Regions from separate parts of the Homo sapiens genome. Here region 1 is linked to region 2. A link is a loop called in an ENCODE intact Hi-C map of the cell type or tissue named here. Cell type or tissue: heart right ventricle. All regions are shown on one strand. Each heading gives the region's core, and the rest is flanking DNA. Links, peaks and the distances in the headings are about the cores only. Region 1 overlaps EML1 (EMAP like 1). Region 2 overlaps CYP46A1 (cytochrome P450 family 46 subfamily A member 1).

Evidence for each region. Peaks named below come from ENCODE experiments on the same cell type or tissue, not always from the same donor. Only the 100,000 strongest peaks of a DNase experiment are listed, where the experiment ranks them.
Region 1: it touches region 2 in a loop (2.7-fold over the local background); 67 of 110 quality-filtered maps call a loop at or near these places.

Annotation. Positions count from the first base shown.
Region 1 is chr14:99,804,541-99,813,047 of GRCh38, forward strand. All of the region lies in intron 1 of EML1 (EMAP like 1), which reads left to right. Among named protein-coding and RNA genes, the nearest start is that of EML1, 15 kb to the left of the region's middle. In heart right ventricle, for the core only: no CTCF peak of the experiment used is centred there; DNase peaks (open chromatin) are centred at 5,021 and 5,564; H3K27ac peaks cover 2,775 bases.
Region 2 is chr14:99,725,584-99,734,090 of GRCh38, forward strand. It overlaps CYP46A1 (cytochrome P450 family 46 subfamily A member 1), which reads left to right. Exons shown (of 15, transcript NM_006668.2): 14 at 607-673; 15 at 974-1,718. The coding sequence ends at 1,144. Among named protein-coding and RNA genes, the nearest start is that of CYP46A1, 46 kb to the left of the region's middle. RefSeq lists a silencer at 4,538-4,657 and an enhancer at 5,979-6,838. In heart right ventricle, for the core only: CTCF peaks have their summits at 4,551 and 4,763; DNase peaks (open chromatin) are centred at 4,548, 5,108, 6,198, 6,758 and 2 weaker places; H3K4me3 peaks cover 1,065 bases; H3K27ac peaks cover 2,163 bases; H3K27me3 peaks cover 1,282 bases.

The DNA of each region.
Region 1 (8,507 bases), core at 392-8,391, 79 kb after region 2:
AAGCCAAGCATTCTGGCTCCACTGTCCATGGTATACTAAGTACTCAGTTATGCTCGATGAGTGAATGATGGGAAAAAAGATGGGACAGCTATAGACCTGAAAGGGACTTAGGAGATTGTTCTGGTCTGCCCTTGCCTGTAGGAGAGGCCACACATGGTTTACAAGTGCAGAGCAAAGGCCTTTCCCTTGGATTATTGGAGGAGTCTCTGAACAGATTTCCTTGTCTTCACCTGTTTTTCTTCAAATCCTACTTCTTCAGCACTTTTAAAAATGGAAACCTCATTTATCTCTGAATTGCCCAGCATCCCCCGGAAGTTCCCCATGACTCTTGGGGTTCAGGGCCGATTCTGGGAACCACTTGCCACCTGCTTCCCTGACCCTTTCCTCCCAGGGCCCTGGATGCAGCCACCCTGGACTTCTGGTAGCTTCTGAAGGTGCCAGGCTGTTGTGTACAGGATTCCACATGCTGAGCGCCCTTGCCTTCCCTGCAGCGTCCCTTCCTACCCCTTCTTCACGGAGCCGCTCCCTTGTCCTTCAGAACCCTGCTCCCATGCCACGGGAAACCTCAGGGCAGGTAGATGTAGGCGCAGCTCACTGGGTGCCCCTTAGGCCCCAGGCCACGTGTCTCAGGGCATAGCCAGCTCCACTTAACCGACCAGACCAGGAGGACCTGTAGGATGTCATTCTGGCTCATGTGACTCAGTGGGCTCTCAGTACTAGTTTGTTGAACAAAAGAGTTCAGAGTGGAAATATTAAATGGTACTTTGAGTCGTGCCTACTTAGGACATTTTAACTTTTCTCTGTTAGCAGCCCGCACCAACTGCTGTGACTTAGTGTTTGTGAAACTCTTCCGTCTTTCTGTTAACAGTTGTAGTTCTTTCAGTGTTTCATCAGCAGCCATATTCTATTTACTTATTCTCTTTCTTTTCTTCTTCTTCTTTTTTAAATCTTTTGAGGTAGGGCTCAGTCTGTTGCCCAGGCTGGAGCGCAGTGATATGAGCTGGGCTCACTGCAGCCTCGACCTCCCCAGCCCAAGCAGTCCTCTAGCATCAGCCTCCTAAGTAGCTGGGACTATAGGCACATGCCACCGTGCCCAGCTAATTTTTTTATTTTTTTGTGGAAATGGGGTCTCGATTTGTTCCTCAAGCTGGTTTTGAACTCCTGGGCTGAAGTGATCCTCCTGCCTCAACTTCCCAAAGTGTTGGGATTACAGCCATGAGCCACTACACCCAGCCCTAGAACCCTTTTTTTTTCAAAAAAAAATTTAATCATGGTAAAATACATATAAAATTTAGCATCTTACACATTTTTAAGTGTACAGTTCATGGCGCTAAGTACATTCACATTGTTGTGCAGCCATCACTGCCATCCATCTGCAGAACTTTTCATCTTCCCAAACTGAAATCTGTCCCCATTACATAATTCCCCACTCTCCCCCGCCAGCTCCTGGTCCAGCATTCGACTTTCTTGTCTCTGTGCATTTGACTACTTTAGATATCTCATGTAAGTGGAATCACACAATATTTGTCTTTTTAGGAGTGGCTTACTTCAGTTTCAGAATGTTTTTTTGAAAACAATAGTTTCATGAAGTTACAGAATCCTAAACTGAATGTTTAACTAAAAGGTTCAAAGCCCTGGGCAAGAAGTGGGATAATTACCTGCACATTTGAGGCTGTCAGAACGCCTGAAGATGTGTCACCGGATCACACCCACGTGCATTACAAGCAGCCCTGCTCAGCCTCCTGTGTAAAGTTTTGGTATCCGATCTCCAGAATCTTTTTTTTTTTTTTTTTTTTTTTTGAGACATTCTTGTTGCCCAGGCTGGAGTGCAGTGGCGTTAATCTCGGCTCACCGCAACCTCTGCCTCCCGGGTTCAAGCGATTCTCCTACTTCAGCCTCCCGAGTAGCTGGGATTACAGGCATGCTCCACCACACCCAGCTAATTTTGTATTTTTAGTAGAGATGAGGTTTCTCCATGTTGGTCAGGCTGGTCTCGAACTCCCAACCTCAGGTGATCTGCCCACCTTGGCCTCCCAAAATGCTGGGATTATAGGCATGAGCCACTGCGCCTGGCCAGTCTCTGGAATCTCTAATGGAAAGTGTGCTCCTTCCCCCAAGCAAGAGCCAGTACAAGACCACTCTCAAGAAGGGTAGTGCCAAGTATGAGGAGACAGGGCATGGATTCAGAGCTGCCCTTCACACCCAAGCACAGCAACACTGGCTGCTCTGACAAGCCAAGAAGGGTGACAAGTGTCTAAGCTCTTTTAGGAATGGAGAGCTGGGAAAAAATTTAGAGCTGTTTAGAAAAATGATGAGGGGCATATGTTTGCTAAAGAAATTTCATGACATATGCCTTCTGATCGCCAATAACATGCATTCTCTCCCAATTAGCTAAGAATCTAAGAAGAGAAACAGCAGATGCAGGACCCGGGATCTAGGAAGGATCTGGACTGGAGTCTTGGAATATCTCTGAGTTTTTGTTTTTTTTTAAGGATTGCTTTTGTACGTTTGGCACCGTTTGATGCCGTGAACGCCTGATTGGAGCATCTCATTTGCAGGACTGTTTAAAGAGACAAGCAGGCACAGGCTGCACACGTGCAGACGAATAATGAACTCTTGAGAATTAGCACAAAAGATTACGTGCATTCTTTCGTGATCCTCTGTAATCTACCACCAAATTACTTTCCCAGAGTTGGAGTGCATAGGCTTTGGAGACAGACACATCTGGGTTGCAGCCTTGATTCTGCTGTTCAATGAAATGACTGTGTGAACTTGGATAATTACTTATTCTTTCCTGGCCTCAGTTTCCTCAGCTCTAACAAGGAGAGCTGGCTGCAAGGCGATTCTAGAGAGTCCTGGCAGGAAGCAATGGTGCCCTCAATGGCCAATTTAAGGCGATTGTGACAAAGTCACTGTTGTGAAGGTTGGTGCAAGGTATAGGGAGACCACAAGGGCTGGGGTAGTGGCCAGGACTGGTACAGCAGGCACAGTCCCACCCTAGGCCTGAAGGGGCAGAGGGGCAGTTACCAGACCTGGGTTCAGAGAGGGCTGGGTGGACAGAGCCGCCAGACAGGAGCTGTGACAGCAACCCTACCCCAGGAAGAAACCCTGACCTCACTCCCCTCCCTCCTTCCCCTCCACTGCTCCTACCCAAGGGGAAGCCTGTTGATGCAGCCCACGCAGGGGAGAGAGGGTGGAGACGGGGTCTGCAGGGCAGGCTTGAGAGCTCCAGCACAGCGTTGTCTAGAATCAAGATGCTAGGACTTAGTAGTAAGTGTCACCTTAGTGTTGTCTTGATGGTTACAGCTGGGTTGACTTATCCTCATTCCTGATGCCTAGTAGGTATCTCATAAATGTTAGATTTGTGGTCTTACCACACCCCTCTGCTTACTGTGTGCCAAGAGTTTCCAGGACTCTGTGGTCATGCTTTATCAGTCACGAGCCCCTCCTTTTTCCGTATTTAAATACTGTTCATGCCTTAAGACCCGGCCTACAGACTATCCCTGGGGTGAAGTCTTCCCTCATCTGTCCCGGATTACTTGGTCTTTCCTCTGCGTTTCTGAATTATGATACATACCCCTCTGATCACTGCTGGTTTCCCTCTGCCCTGCACCGTGGTCAGCTGTGAGGGCCTTTGTTGCCACCATCAGCTAGTGAGTTCCTTGAGGGCAGGGGCGCTGTGTTGTCTTTTTCTTTCGTTTGCTTCTTTCCCCTGCTCTGCACAGTGCCTCGCAGGGAGTTTGTCTCCAGTACATTCTTGTTGAATGAAAAATCAGATGCTGAAATTATGCAAAGAGCTGTGTTATCTTTAAATTATTATAAGAGACAAGGAGAGAACTTCTGGATCCTGAGAAGCTTTTCAGTAATACCAGAAACATTTCTTCATTGTGTACGGTAATAAAATAACACACAGTCATAGGTGGCAAAGCCTCCTAATTACTGTAGGTTGGAGTCAGAGTGTAAGAACTTCCAGCATTCATGGATCACATATATTATATACGTATTTAGTGAAAAACAATATATATTATTTAATTTTGTTTATTTTTCTATTTTTGTTCAAAATGGTCTCTAAATGCAGGCCAACCACGGTGTGTATTTAACTCCCCAAACAGGAATCTATTCCAGTCTTGGAGGGATTTGCTGAGAGATGATACAGTTTACACAAAACCACGTATGCTCCACACTGTGGACTATCTGGGGAATTTTTCAAGAGTAATTTCAACACACTCTATTTTCCATCCAATTCACTGCCCTTAGAACATAACCCCAATATAAAATGATCTCCTTTCTAATATTTTACAGTTTTTAAAGCACCTTCAGATCTGTTTCTCACTTAATTCTCACAACCAAACTCTAAGGTAAGTAAAATACTACTTTATCATATTTATCTTACATGTAATCAGGGAAGCTGATGGGTGCTGAGTAACTTAGCCAAGGCCAAATAGTTCAGTGAGGACCACATCTCGATCCTAGGTCTCCCGAAAAAAACCCCAGGTTTCTTTGAACTATACCAAGTGGCTTTCTATTTGTTGTCTTCATGTTAGCATCCGTGTTGACCTGGTAATCTATACCTTTATAAAAAGAGAAAATACGCTATAGATAATTGAATTTTTGCAAATTTTGTTATTTTTTTCCCTGCACCTTGAAAATTGTTATGCCCTGCTTTAAGAAACCCCGACATTCTGTAACATTTTCTGAACATTTTCAATTCCCCTATCTGCTTAAATATCATATTTATCAAACTTTGACCTTGTTCTTCAGGCCACATTGTAGGTAAAGTGGCTTGTTTTTTATTTTATTTATTTATTTATTTAATTCCTCTTCTCCCTCAAAGCACAATCTGCTGTATGTTAAAGGGGCGGGGAAGCTGCTGACTTTGCAGTAGCGCATACTTACTCACGCAATTTTCCATTCTGGCTGAAGTAAGGGATGAGACAGCATGCCCAGAAGCTGTGTCCAGCACTTGGACAGGCGCCCTGGTCGGCACCCTGGGAACCTCGGCCGTGCACTGCCAGCTTTCTGGGTCCATCCCAGCCCTGGGTGTATGGCAGATGCCTTGAGATTTAACAGCCCTTGAGTCAGGCCTGCAACGTCTTATCTGCGATTTCAACATCCAGAAAGCTGTGAAACCCAGATGTTTTTTGGTAACTTGTTTGCTAGTTGGATTTGGCCTGATCTGAAATCATTTGATGGGTGGGGAGAACTCCTCTGAATTGAAACATGTGGCTTTTAATCGTTTGTGTTCATTTCTTTTAGTGTGAAAGTTCTGCTTTTCTGTAGAGGTATTTTTGAATGTGACTATGGGTCTTGTCCTAGGCCCTTCTGGGATATTGGCTAATGTATGGTGTATGCCCTGGACTTCCGTTTTAAAGTCTGAATCTGAGTTCAAAAACATTTCAGGCCCCAGGGATTTGAGGAAGGGTTTCCAGACCAGTATAACCAGACAGCCGAGCCGGCCCTGTACCGCGTCTGGTTCCTGGGTGGTTCCTGCTGCAATGCGGCCCAGTCAGGGCACTGCTGCTGACTTGTATCTGCGGACACTCCCCAGTGTTTGAGTGATGTTTACGTGGAAGCCTGGCGTGTAGGAAGCTGGCGCCCCTGGGGGAACTGCAAGGCCATTTTACAGCATTCACCTGTCACCGTGTCCTTCAGAACCAGCCAGATGCTACAGAGCCAGGCTGTACCAGAGTCCAGGCCCATGAAAACAAAGTTCAGGGAGACTCTGTTGACTTTGCTAAATTCATGGGTTCCTTCCTTCCTTCATTTCTTTGTTCAACAGGAATTTATGTATCTGCCATAAGAAGACCTGTGCTTGGCTTGTGAAAAGTAGCAGTGACACTTCACATGAGTGTAACATCTGCGGTTTATGGTTTTGTTGCAGTGTTTCATTTCGTCCTCGCAACCATTCAGTGGACCAGCTGGTGTTGGCCCTTTTCATAGATGAGGAAACTGAGGGCTAAATAGCTTCTCCACATCTGCAGATTCCAATCCTCGTGGCTTTTCCTGTTCTGCGGCTTTCATAGGCCCTCTGCATTATTTGTTAAGACTCAGCTATTTTCTAACCCCAACCCACTTGAAGCAGTGGCTTTTTCAGATACCCGGGACAAATCACGTGACCTTGTGGCTCAGTTTTCTATGCCATAAAGTGGGATTCCTTCCTAATCCTTGCAACTCTTAAGTGAAATAATCTATGTGACTGCTTTGTGAATTGTGAAACTCAATCTGGTGACTATAGTTAATAATAACATATTACATGTTTCAAAATTGCTAAAGGAGTGGATCTTAAATGTTCTCAGCACAAAAAAATGATACATATGTGATGTGATGGGTATGTTAATTAGCTTGATGTAATCATCCACATACATATACATGTATCAAAGCATTGCATTGTACCCCCTAAATATATACAATTATTGTCAGTTAAAGAAAAAACTCTGATCACATGGTAAAGTATTTCTGATTCTTCTTCCTCTTTTCCTACATCCAGATATGTCTGTCTGGGATCCCATATGGTGGTTCTCCCCGTCTCTTATGATGTTCACCTCATACACGGTTGACCCTTGAACAACGCAGGGGTTAGGGGGTGCTGAGCCCTAGCACAGTTAAAAATTCATGTATAATAGGGGTTTTTTTTTTGTTTTTTTGGGTTTTTGTTTTTTGAAACAGGGTCTCGCTCTATCACCCAGGCTAGAGTGCAGTGGTTGATCACAGCTCACTGCAGCCTTGACTCACTGGGCTCAAGTGATCCACCCACGTCGGCCTCCCAAAGTTCTGGGATTACAGGTTCGAGCCACTGTGCCTTGTGTTGAGTGTAACATTTGACTCCTCAAAGTCTTAACTACTAACAGCTTACTATTGACCGGAACCTTACCAATAATACAAGCAGTCGATTAACACATATTTTGTATGTTATATGTATTGTATACTGTATTCTTACAATACAGTGAGCTAGGGAAAGGAAAATGTTACTAAGAAAATCAAGCCGAGTTGGGTGGCTCATGCCTGTAATCCCAACACTTTGGGTGGCCAAGGCGGGAGGATCACTTGACCCTAGGAGTTTTAGATCAGCCTGGGCAACACGATAAAACCCTGTCTCTACCAAAAAAAAAAAAAAAAAAAAATTAGCCAGGCTTTGTGGCACGAACCTATAGTCCCAGCTACTTAAGAGGCTGGGGTGGAGGATTGCTTGAAACTGGAAGGTTGAGGCTGCAGTGAGCCAAGATCACATCCCTGCACTCCAGACTAGGCAACAGGAATGAGACTATGTCTCAAAAAGAGAGAGAGAGAGAGAAAGGAAGGAAAGAAAGAAAATAAAGAAAAATCATAAGGAAGAGAAAATACATGTACTATTCATAAGTGGCAGTGGATCATCACAAAGGTCTTCAACCTCATTGTCTTCACATTGAATAGGCTGAGGAGGAGGAAGGGTTGGTCTTGCTGTCTCAGAGGTGGCACAGGTGGCAGAAAATTCCTGTGTAAGTGGATCTGCGCAGTTGAAACCCACAGTGTTCAAGAGTCACCCGTACTTATTTCTCTACTCTCCTGTCTGACATCTCAAGAGCTAAGCCCCCTTGGTATTCATTCATCTTTGAGAACTCTGCATTGCCTAGTTTAATAGGTGAACAGTACGTGTGTGTTGGAGTTTGTACAGTGGGGAGATGTATTGCTGGTAATTCAGGGGGTTAGGGTTGCTGATGCAGTCAGGGAGGCCTGACTGTGCATGCCCAGCCCCTTCATCACCAGGCGCCATGTGGGTGCCCAACCAAAGACATTCATGAGGCTGTCTCTCTGTGATAACGAAACAGCTGGACATACACTGAGAAAGGAAGTCAGCCAAATGAATATTTTCTAACCTAACTCTAAAAAGGTAGATGCCAGGCAGCATCCAGGTGACGATGCTTTTTTGAGGCTGACATAGTGGTACACAGCATTGAGGTGCTGTCAGATCTCTTCCCTGCCGTCCACCTCCCAGTGACCATTCCTCGGCTGCACAATGCGCCTCCCCACATGCATTGTCCCACGGCCCTCCCTGTACAATCGGCTCTTCACTTTGCCTGGCTCAGAGGTGTCTTCCATACCAAAGAGGCTCAGAGTGTCAGGATTTAGGGGAGGTTGGAAGCAGGTGGGGTAGGGAGGGGAGTCAGCCTTCCTCCTCTGCAGGGTTGCAGAAAGTTTCAGGGGTCAAGGAAATAATAAACACCTTTGAATAGAGGCTCAGAATTGTTTGTTTGGAGTTCCCAGTGACTAGTATCTCAGCTGCCAACAGCTTTGGTGCAATTTACTTTTCTTTAGCTGAACATTCTTACGTGGTTTTAAAAGCAAGTAAACAGATAAAGTGTTTCTAAGTGTAATAATTCTCTTTCCTGATGCATAGCTAACAAGCAGTGAGCAGGCAGAGGGGCCCTAAACCAAAGGCTCTCTCATTTACTCTGTAAAAAATCTGTTCCACACTGCGTAACCTCCACATCCTTCTCCTAAGGCTGAATAAATTGGGTGCCACCCTTTGA
Region 2 (8,507 bases), core at 280-8,279:
CCAGATCCCTGTGAGGTGGTTGTGGAGGAAATCACAGCTCAGAGAGGTTAAGTAACTTGCCCAAGTGGCAGAGCAGGGGTCTGGCCCCAGCTCAGTCTGGTTCTAAAGCTCATGCTCATAAGCAGCACCAAATACTGGGAAGCTGGGTGACTTCACCTCCCCAAGCCTTGAGGTTCCTGTCTGAGAAATGGGACCATCCGTGGCTGCATCTGCAAGTTGCTGTGGGGGTCAACGCGTTAAGGTACCGAAGCCATGGTGGGAAGAGCTGGACTCCACAGCCTGCCTGAGTGTTCAGATCCAGGCTCTGCCCAGAGCTGGATGTAAATTTATGACCTGGAGTGAGTTGTTTTGCCCCTCTGAGCCTCAGTTTCTCCATCTGTGAAATGGGGACAACAGCAGTTCCTTCCAGGAGGGTAAAAGGAGGAGAAAAAGAATGCAGATCCAGCCCTCGGCAGAGTCAGCGGTTCATGCTTTGCATGCAAAGTGCCCAGCCCCTGGCTCAAAGTCTGTGTTCATCCAGACCTGGGTTAACTACTGTCTTCCTTATGTTGTTCCTGTGGGGACGCCTGGGGCTGCTGGCCTCGTGATTCCTCTCTTTCCCTGCAGGCCACGGTTCACCTACTTCCCCTTCTCCCTGGGCCACCGCTCCTGCATCGGGCAGCAGTTTGCTCAGGTAGGAGGGGCAGGGCTGTGGTTCTGCCCAGGAGTAGCTGCAGGGGTGGGGGCTCATCCTGAGCCGGGAAGCATCTCCGAACCCCTGCTCTGGGGCTGCTGGGCTGTGGGCTCGGGACCCAGCGGAGCCAGACCCAGAGGACTGGCTGTGTTTTGCACGGAGGAGAGCGCAAAACAGGAGGCTCCCCAGGCTCTCACAGGCTCTCCAGGAGGAGAGCCGGCTGTGACATTTGCTGCTCATTCACTCACTCATTCTGTCTTTGCTCCTTCATTCCTTCCTCATTTTGCCCGCTGGGCCCAGATGGAGGTGAAGGTGGTCATGGCAAAGCTGCTGCAGAGGCTGGAGTTCCGGCTGGTGCCCGGGCAGCGCTTCGGGCTGCAGGAGCAGGCCACACTCAAGCCACTGGACCCCGTGCTGTGCACCCTGCGGCCCCGCGGCTGGCAGCCCGCACCCCCACCACCCCCCTGCTGAGGGGGCCTCCAGGCAGGACGAGACTCCTCGGGCAAGGGCCGTGCCCGCCCACCTCTGCTGCCCACGGCCACCCACCCTTCTCCCCTGCCCCGTCCCCTGGGCCACCCTTCACGCTGGCTTCCAGCGGGCCCTCTGCCGACCGCCTGCTTCACACCCCTCAGCGCTCCCTGTCGCCTGCGGACTCCATGGCCCTTCCTGGACTGGCCCTTGCCCAACTCCCAGCCACCACCACTGTCCCTACCACTGAGCCCTTGCACAGGCCACTTGCTCAGACGAGACACCCTAACTCTTGCTCACTCCCTAAAGCCCTCTTCAGGGGTCACCTCCTCCAAGAAGCCCTCCTTGCCACCCCCCGCCGGCAGGGGCCCCTCCTCTGTGCTCCCTCGGTCACCTGTGCTACCTCTAACACCACACTGACCACACTGTATCGTGAGTGTCCGTTGACGTGACCAATTGCCCTGCCAGGCTGTCAGCGCCTCAAGGGTAGGGTCTGCGTGTGATTTGTCTCTGAGCCCCCTGTGCCCACCCAGGGCCCGGCACAGAGTCGATGCTCAATAAATGTGTGTTGACTGCATGAATGACCTGGAACCAGGCCATGCGCTCTCGCCTCAGCTTGCTCGTCTGTGAAAAGGGGGAGATGCGGAGGCTGGCACAGCTTTGGAAGCCACCAGCCCGCAGATGCCCCGCAGATGCCCTGACAACGCTGCCTTGGGAGAGACTGCCCCAGGTTACCAGCCTGTTCCCTGTGCTGTATTCACGGCCATGCCCCTGGGTGTTGTGTGAGGTTGGGCCTGGGTGGGTGACTGGCTCTGAGAGCTGGATTTGAGAGGTCAGAGAGGCCCCTGGGCCTCTCTTGGGAGCAGCTTGGTGGAGCTGAGCCCCGTGCCTGTGGGCACCTGCTGCCCTCCTGACCTGGCAGGGGGGCAGGGCAGGTGAGACTGCATCCCTCGTGGTGGTGATGGGAGAAGCCGTCCCTTCCTCTCCAGGGCCGTGTCCTCTGAGCTCATCCAAGGAAGAGGTCCTGCCCTGAGTTTCTCCTTCGGCCATTGGGAGCTTGTCTTTGTGCAGAGAGAAAAAGCGCCCTCATGGCCCGGTGCGGTGGCTCACGCCTGTAATTCCATCACTTTGGGAGGCCAAGGTGGGAGGATCACCCGAGGTCAGGAGTTCAAGACCAGCCTGGCCAACATGGCGAAACCCTGTCCCTACTTAAAAATACAAAAATTAGCCGGGCATGATGGTTGGGTGCCTGTAATTCCAGTTACTTGGAGTCTGAAGCAGGAGAATCGCTTGAACCGGGGAGGCAGAGGTTGCAGTGAGCCCAGATCGCACCACTGCACTCCAGCCTGGGCGACAGTGAGACTCCGTCTAAAAAAAAAAAAAGAAAAAGCTGCCCTCTCCCCTGCCTGGGCCATGTGCCCCCTGGGAAGACCCCCTCCCCAAACAGGGAAGGCACAGATGTGTGCCGGCCCGTGATGTGCATTGTTGGCCTCCTTCGGTCCTTGCCGCAGTCTTGAATGATAGCTCCAAGGGATGGTCCCATCAAGCAGATAAGGAAACTGAGACTCAGGGGCGGGAGTGACATGCTCAGTACAGGTGGGGCCTGGTGTGGCTCTGAGAATGGAGGAGACAAGTGTCTGGGTTCCCAGCCTGCCCCTCTCCCCAGCCCAGGTGGGCCCTGAGAATGCACACCCCGGCCTCTGGGCAGAGGGTCGGGCCCCGGGATGCCTCGAGAACTGCAGCGTTCTTGCAGAGCGAGGGTCCTCCTGCTCCCCTAGCACCTCGCCTGACCACGTGGGCACCTGGCCAGCCCATCATCAAGCTGCACCCTCCACCCTCTCCATTTCCAGCTCGCTGTCTGAGGGGCCCCCAAACTCACCACTCACTTTGAGAATGGTATGCCCGGGCTCAGCCTCCAGCCACCTGGTCAAACTCATCCCTGGCCAGAAGCAGCCCCTTCCCACAGCCACCCCAAATGCTGCTGTCTCCCAGCGTCCTGTTCCCAAGCCCCCAGCTGGGCACTGTTCCCCGACCTGCTCTGCTGTGCCCCCCACTCCGCCCTCTGCAGCCCTTCTCTGAGTCTCTGAGGTTCACCAGTACCCACACACCTGCCCACGCTTCCCACAGTCCATGCCCTCTGCCTCCTGCTGTGGCTGGGCCTAGTCCCCACAGTACAGCACCTCCTTCACAGTCCATCTAAAAGGGCCACAGGCCACCAAGCCTCAGTACTGCAGCAATGCAACCCAGCATTGTCTGGAGGGGCCTGGAGGGATCGGCTCCCTCCAGAGACTTCAAGTTCCCGGCTTGACCATCCCCTGATTTGGCAAATATCTGTCTGTTGCTGAGCCTGAGCCTTCACACCATGATTTCTTCAAATCCTGCCAGGAAACAGGAGCCAACTATGCCCCATTTCACAGATGGGGAAGTCCAGGCCAGAGCCACAGCTGGGCCATAGTGGAGTCAGCACTTGAACCCATGGCCCTTTGCATCCAGTGGCCTTCCACAGGCTCAGCATGCCCTATCCCTGCAGGCCTGGGCTTGTCTTCTGCACGCCCCAGGAATCCCAGATGGCTGGGAAGTGCAGAGCCAGAACCCCCCAGCCCCACTGTCACTGCCGGTGGGGCCATCCTGCCCTTCCTTTCTGAGCCACTTCCTCTTCCATAGACTGGGCTTTCTGTGAGGGGCAGGTGGCTCTCAGTCCATGCTGCATGGGGAAGCCACCTGGGCCAGGTGAATCAGCCTCTGGGGTGGGGCCCAGAAACTCTTCTTTTTCTTTTTTCTTTTTTGAGATGTAGTTTTACTCTTGTTGCCCAGGCTGGAGTGCAGTGGCACAATCTCTGCTCACTGCAACCTCCGCCTCCTGGGTTCCTCAGCCTCTGGAGTAGCTGGGATTACAGGCATGTGCCATGACGCCCAGCTAATTTTTGTATTTAATATATTTTTTTAGTAGAGACGGGGTTTTACCATGTTGGCCAGGCTGGTCTCGAACTCCTGACCTCAGATGATCCACCCTCCTAGGCCTCCCAAAGTGTTGGGATTACAGGCGTGAGCCACCGCGCCTGGCCCAACTGTTTTCTTTTTAAGTCTCCCAGTAGATCCCAATGTGCATGGGCCGGTGCCGCCAGTCCAGGTGAAGCTGACCCCCGGGACCCAGGCAAGATGGATAGGATTAAACCCAAGGCTGTGCAGCAAGGCTACCTGGGGTCAAATCCTGCCCCCACCTGCCTGGGCCTCAGTTTCCCCATCTGTAAGGGAGGACAAATAATAGGACCCACTTCCTAGGGTTGGAGGGGAATTAGTGTCCACACGAGGGTCGGGCTCTGGCACTGTGAGTCTGGTCATTGTCACCTGCAGGGAAGGGAGGGCTTTTCTGCAGGCAAGGCGGCGCAGTCCCCGGAAGACCCGCACGGTGGCGCGCTGGCGCAGAGCTCGGGCTCGCCCTCCCGCCCAGGCCGAGCGGGCGGCGCCGGCCCCAGGCGCGGAGGGTCCCGAGGCGCGGAGTGGGTGGGCCGAGGGGACGCCAGCCCCGCTCCCGGAAGCGGGGTCAGCGGGGAGGCCGGGGGTCGGCAGTGGCAAGCTCTGGCCACGGCGTAGGGGTGGGATAGCCACCCCCATTTCACAGATGGGGCTCCCGAGGCGCGGTGAGGTCTGGCAGCTGCTGGGGGCGCAGGCACGGCCCCCCGGGCGGGTGTAGCGGTCGCTTGGCGGGTGGGTCCGCAGGCCTCGCCGGGAGCCGGGCCTGGGTCTGGGGCGCTGGCAGGCCGGCCGGGAGGCGCGCCGGGCGGGAACGCGCAGCTCTGGCGGGAAGTGCGTGGGGTCGGGGGGCTCGGGCGGGGTGCAGGCTGCTGCTGCCACCGGGGAGGCCCGGGGGATGCCCTCACTAAGCGGCTCCAGAGACTGCGGGCCCCGCCCTGCCCTGCCACTCCCTCTCTTGTGACCTCGGCCAGTGGCAGCCTTTTCTGAGCCTGTCCCCTTCTCTGTAAACCTGGACGTGTTTGATCTACGCTCGCGTCCCGGCAGGAGGCTTCCAGCCTGCACATTCCTGGGGGCCCGCCTTCCCCAGGCACTAGCTTACCCAGGGCTGAGCTGCTGAACTCTGAAAACCTTTGGAAACCTCCCTGCCCTCTGCCCTAGCGACCTGCGGCTGGAGACCCTGAGCTGGCCCAGCCCTCTAGGGTGCCTAGGAGCCTAGGCTGGGTTGGGGGTGGCTTCAGGAACCTTGGGCTGCCGGGTGTGGGGTGAGAGCCTTGGCCCAGCTATGGCCAGGTGGGAGGTTTTCTTCCTCTGTGCTCTGGGTGCTGGGGCTGGAGGCGGTGGCTCTGCTGGGCTTCAGTGACAGCCAATGTGGGTAGACAGAGGACCATGCCCTGTGTCCCAGCAATTAGCTGCCCACCTGGGAAGGTTCTGGATGGGACTTGGCAGAAGCCTGAGCCGGCCCCTCCTGGCAGTCCTGGCTGAGCGGGCACCGAGCGCCTTATGCTGGTCCAGTCAGTTGGAGTGACTAAATTCACATCTGCCCAGACCTCACCCTGGGCTCCGGACCTCACCCCGGGCTCCAGCCTCACCCCGGGCTCCAGCCTCAGGCATCTCTGGATGTCCAAAAATAACCCCCACCCCCACCCGCACCCTCCCCGGCAGTCACTGGGGGTATTTCTGGCAGACGGAAGGGGACTCACAGTGGGAGGGAGGGTCATTTCTCTGAATCCAGGGCCAGGGGTGGGGAGGGACAGAGTCAAGGCCCTGCCTTGGCTTGGAGCTTTAAAAACACTCATTTCTTCTGGAACGCAGCCTCTCCCCAGTAAATCCTTCTCACCAGAGAAAACCATAGTCACCTACCTGGTGCTCACTTCTTGGGCAGCCCCTGCGGGGACCAGACCCCGGGTGGCCAGGCAGAGGGGTCCCCCCCACCCTGCGGGAGGCAGCCTGCTAATTCTGGGTGCCAAGGGTAAGGCTGCAGGTCCCTGTGCAGGACACCTGCTAGCTGCATCCCGTTTGGAGCCTGCCCTGGATGGGGCTCCATGGGCCCAGGGCGAGGCCAGGCAGAGACCGGCATGAGCAGCAGCCCGCACAGGAGCACCCTGGGCCCAGGGCAAGAGCCCATCGGCCAGTGGCAGACACTGGGTGAGGATCCCCGATGATTCGAGTCACACTGTGCTGGCCATGAGCGTCAACTGTTGGGCGCGCTGTACGGCCAACCCTGAGCCAGCTTTCCTGTACCTCCAGGCCCCTGTGCTACAGACGAGGCTCCGAGAGGTGGCGGCCTGCCCCATCTCAGGGCCAGAGGGCAGAGGGTGCGGTGGGCTGTCCCTGGGGCCCTTGCCCCTGCTGTTGAGCCCAGGAGCCTGAACCTGGGAGGCCTCCCCATCACCTCCCTGCCCCCTCCCAAATGACAGTGGCTCCTTGGCCGCCACCCCAGAGGTGAGGGGATAGCCCAAGGAAGCCAGGAGCTGCCCACACCCTCAGCCCAGGAACACCCGGTGCAGCTGCATGCGCCTCGCGGGCTTCTTTCCTGGCTGGGAGCCTGGACGCTGGGAGGGTTGCCCAAGGCCACCCAGGCAGCGGTCAGTCAGGGGTGCCTGGGCTGGACAGGGGGCCCTGGGTGTTTGGAACCAGCTCGCAGAGCTTTGCTGGAGCAGGTGCACGTGTGTGCGTGCATGTGAGCCCCACGTGCAGATGTGTGTCTCTGCGTGTCTCTCCGTACCTCTTCGTGTTCCTGTTCCCTTGTCTCCGGGTATCTGTCTGGCCCCCAGTGTGTGAGGCTGTGCGGATGAGTCTCCACATCCGTGTGTGTCTCATGCTCTGTGTGGAGCTGGTGTGTCAGGCCTGACCTGGACTACAAGGAGGTGTCTCTTTGAACCCAAGGCAGTGGACAAACATCAGACGCGTCGCCGTGGGCTGGGCCCCTGCCGTGTGGCATGCGTTCTGTCCTCACCCCACGTCCAGCGAGATGGGCTAACCTGCCCAAGGCCACACAGCCAGGAGCTTGGGGCCATCCAGTGTGGACATCCATTGTCCTTCAAGTCGTGGCCACCAAGGCCCCACGTGAGGCTCCCTGCTCCTCACCTGTCCTGGCTCTGTGTACAGGGGGAACCCAAGTCTGAGGGGTCTCCAGCAGGGAGAGGCTGCACTCCTGAGGCCCAGCCAGGGCCGGGTGAGTGCGGGGCAGCAGGTGTCAGCGGTGGGGGAGGTACGGGTGGGAAGCGGGGCCTCTTCCCTGACCCCCGCCACACTTGGCTGCCCCTCCACCTTTGATCACTGACCCTCCTCTGTCCCTCCAGGGACACTTTCCCGCCAGTGCTGGTGCTGGCTGGCCAAACAGTGTGGGAACCCAGGGACTGGCCTTCCTCCAGGCGGTGGCAGCCGGGGAGGGGCCTGGGCACACCGTGGGTGAGCAGTCACTGCAGAGCCTCCCCTGGGAAGTGGCATGATGCTGTGGTGTCTCAGGGAACCCAGGAAGGGCACTGGCTCTGGGCTGGGCCCCACAGGCATCAGTATATGTGTGCCCCTCCCTTTGCCCCATGCCCTTCCAATGACCCCAACTCCTGCCCGACCAGATTTCACACCACTGTCTGGCCATCTCGAACCATTCCTGGGTGCCCGAGCTCTTTCCCACCGCTAGGCCCATCTTATCCTATCCATCCCCATCCCCATTCCTCACTTCCCAGGTCTCTGTGTGGATGACTCTCAGAGGTCCTCGCTGACCACCTGCCCTTCCTTCCTGACCTCAGTTCCTTCACCAGCGCCCTCCACCCACAAGCCTGTGGGCCCTGAGAGGCTGCCCCCAGAGCTTGTTCAGGCCCCTGCAGCACCTGCCCCATCATGGTGACCGTGGAGTAGCTATTGAGACCAGCCAAATCACACATAGGTGAGCCCTCGGGGGCCAGCGGGCACACAAACTGTTGCAGCTTCAGGGTGAGCTGCAGGAGGCGCATCATGCACACACACACCCGACACGCAGACACACTCCCGCACGTGGACATCACAAGCTCCCATGGGCACACACACCCACACATTCTCACATGCACACGCACTCCCCCACACATGTGCCCGCTGCCATGCACCCGTGCACACACGTGCATCATCACACACGTTCACTTACACATCCTTGCATGCACACACTCTCCCACACGTGCCCACTGCACCTGTGTACGTGTCCCAGTGGACACACAGGCATCACACACACATCCACTTACACACATTCTTGCACATGTGCAGTGGCCTCAGGAGCAGGGGACTCTAGTTGTTTATCCCCAACACACGTTCCCATGATAAAGAAAACAGGAAGGGACTTGGAGCCAGACACAGGAAGGGGAAGTGGCCGGCCACAGGGAACCAGCTCCAGCCAGTGGACACTGGGCGGTCTGCT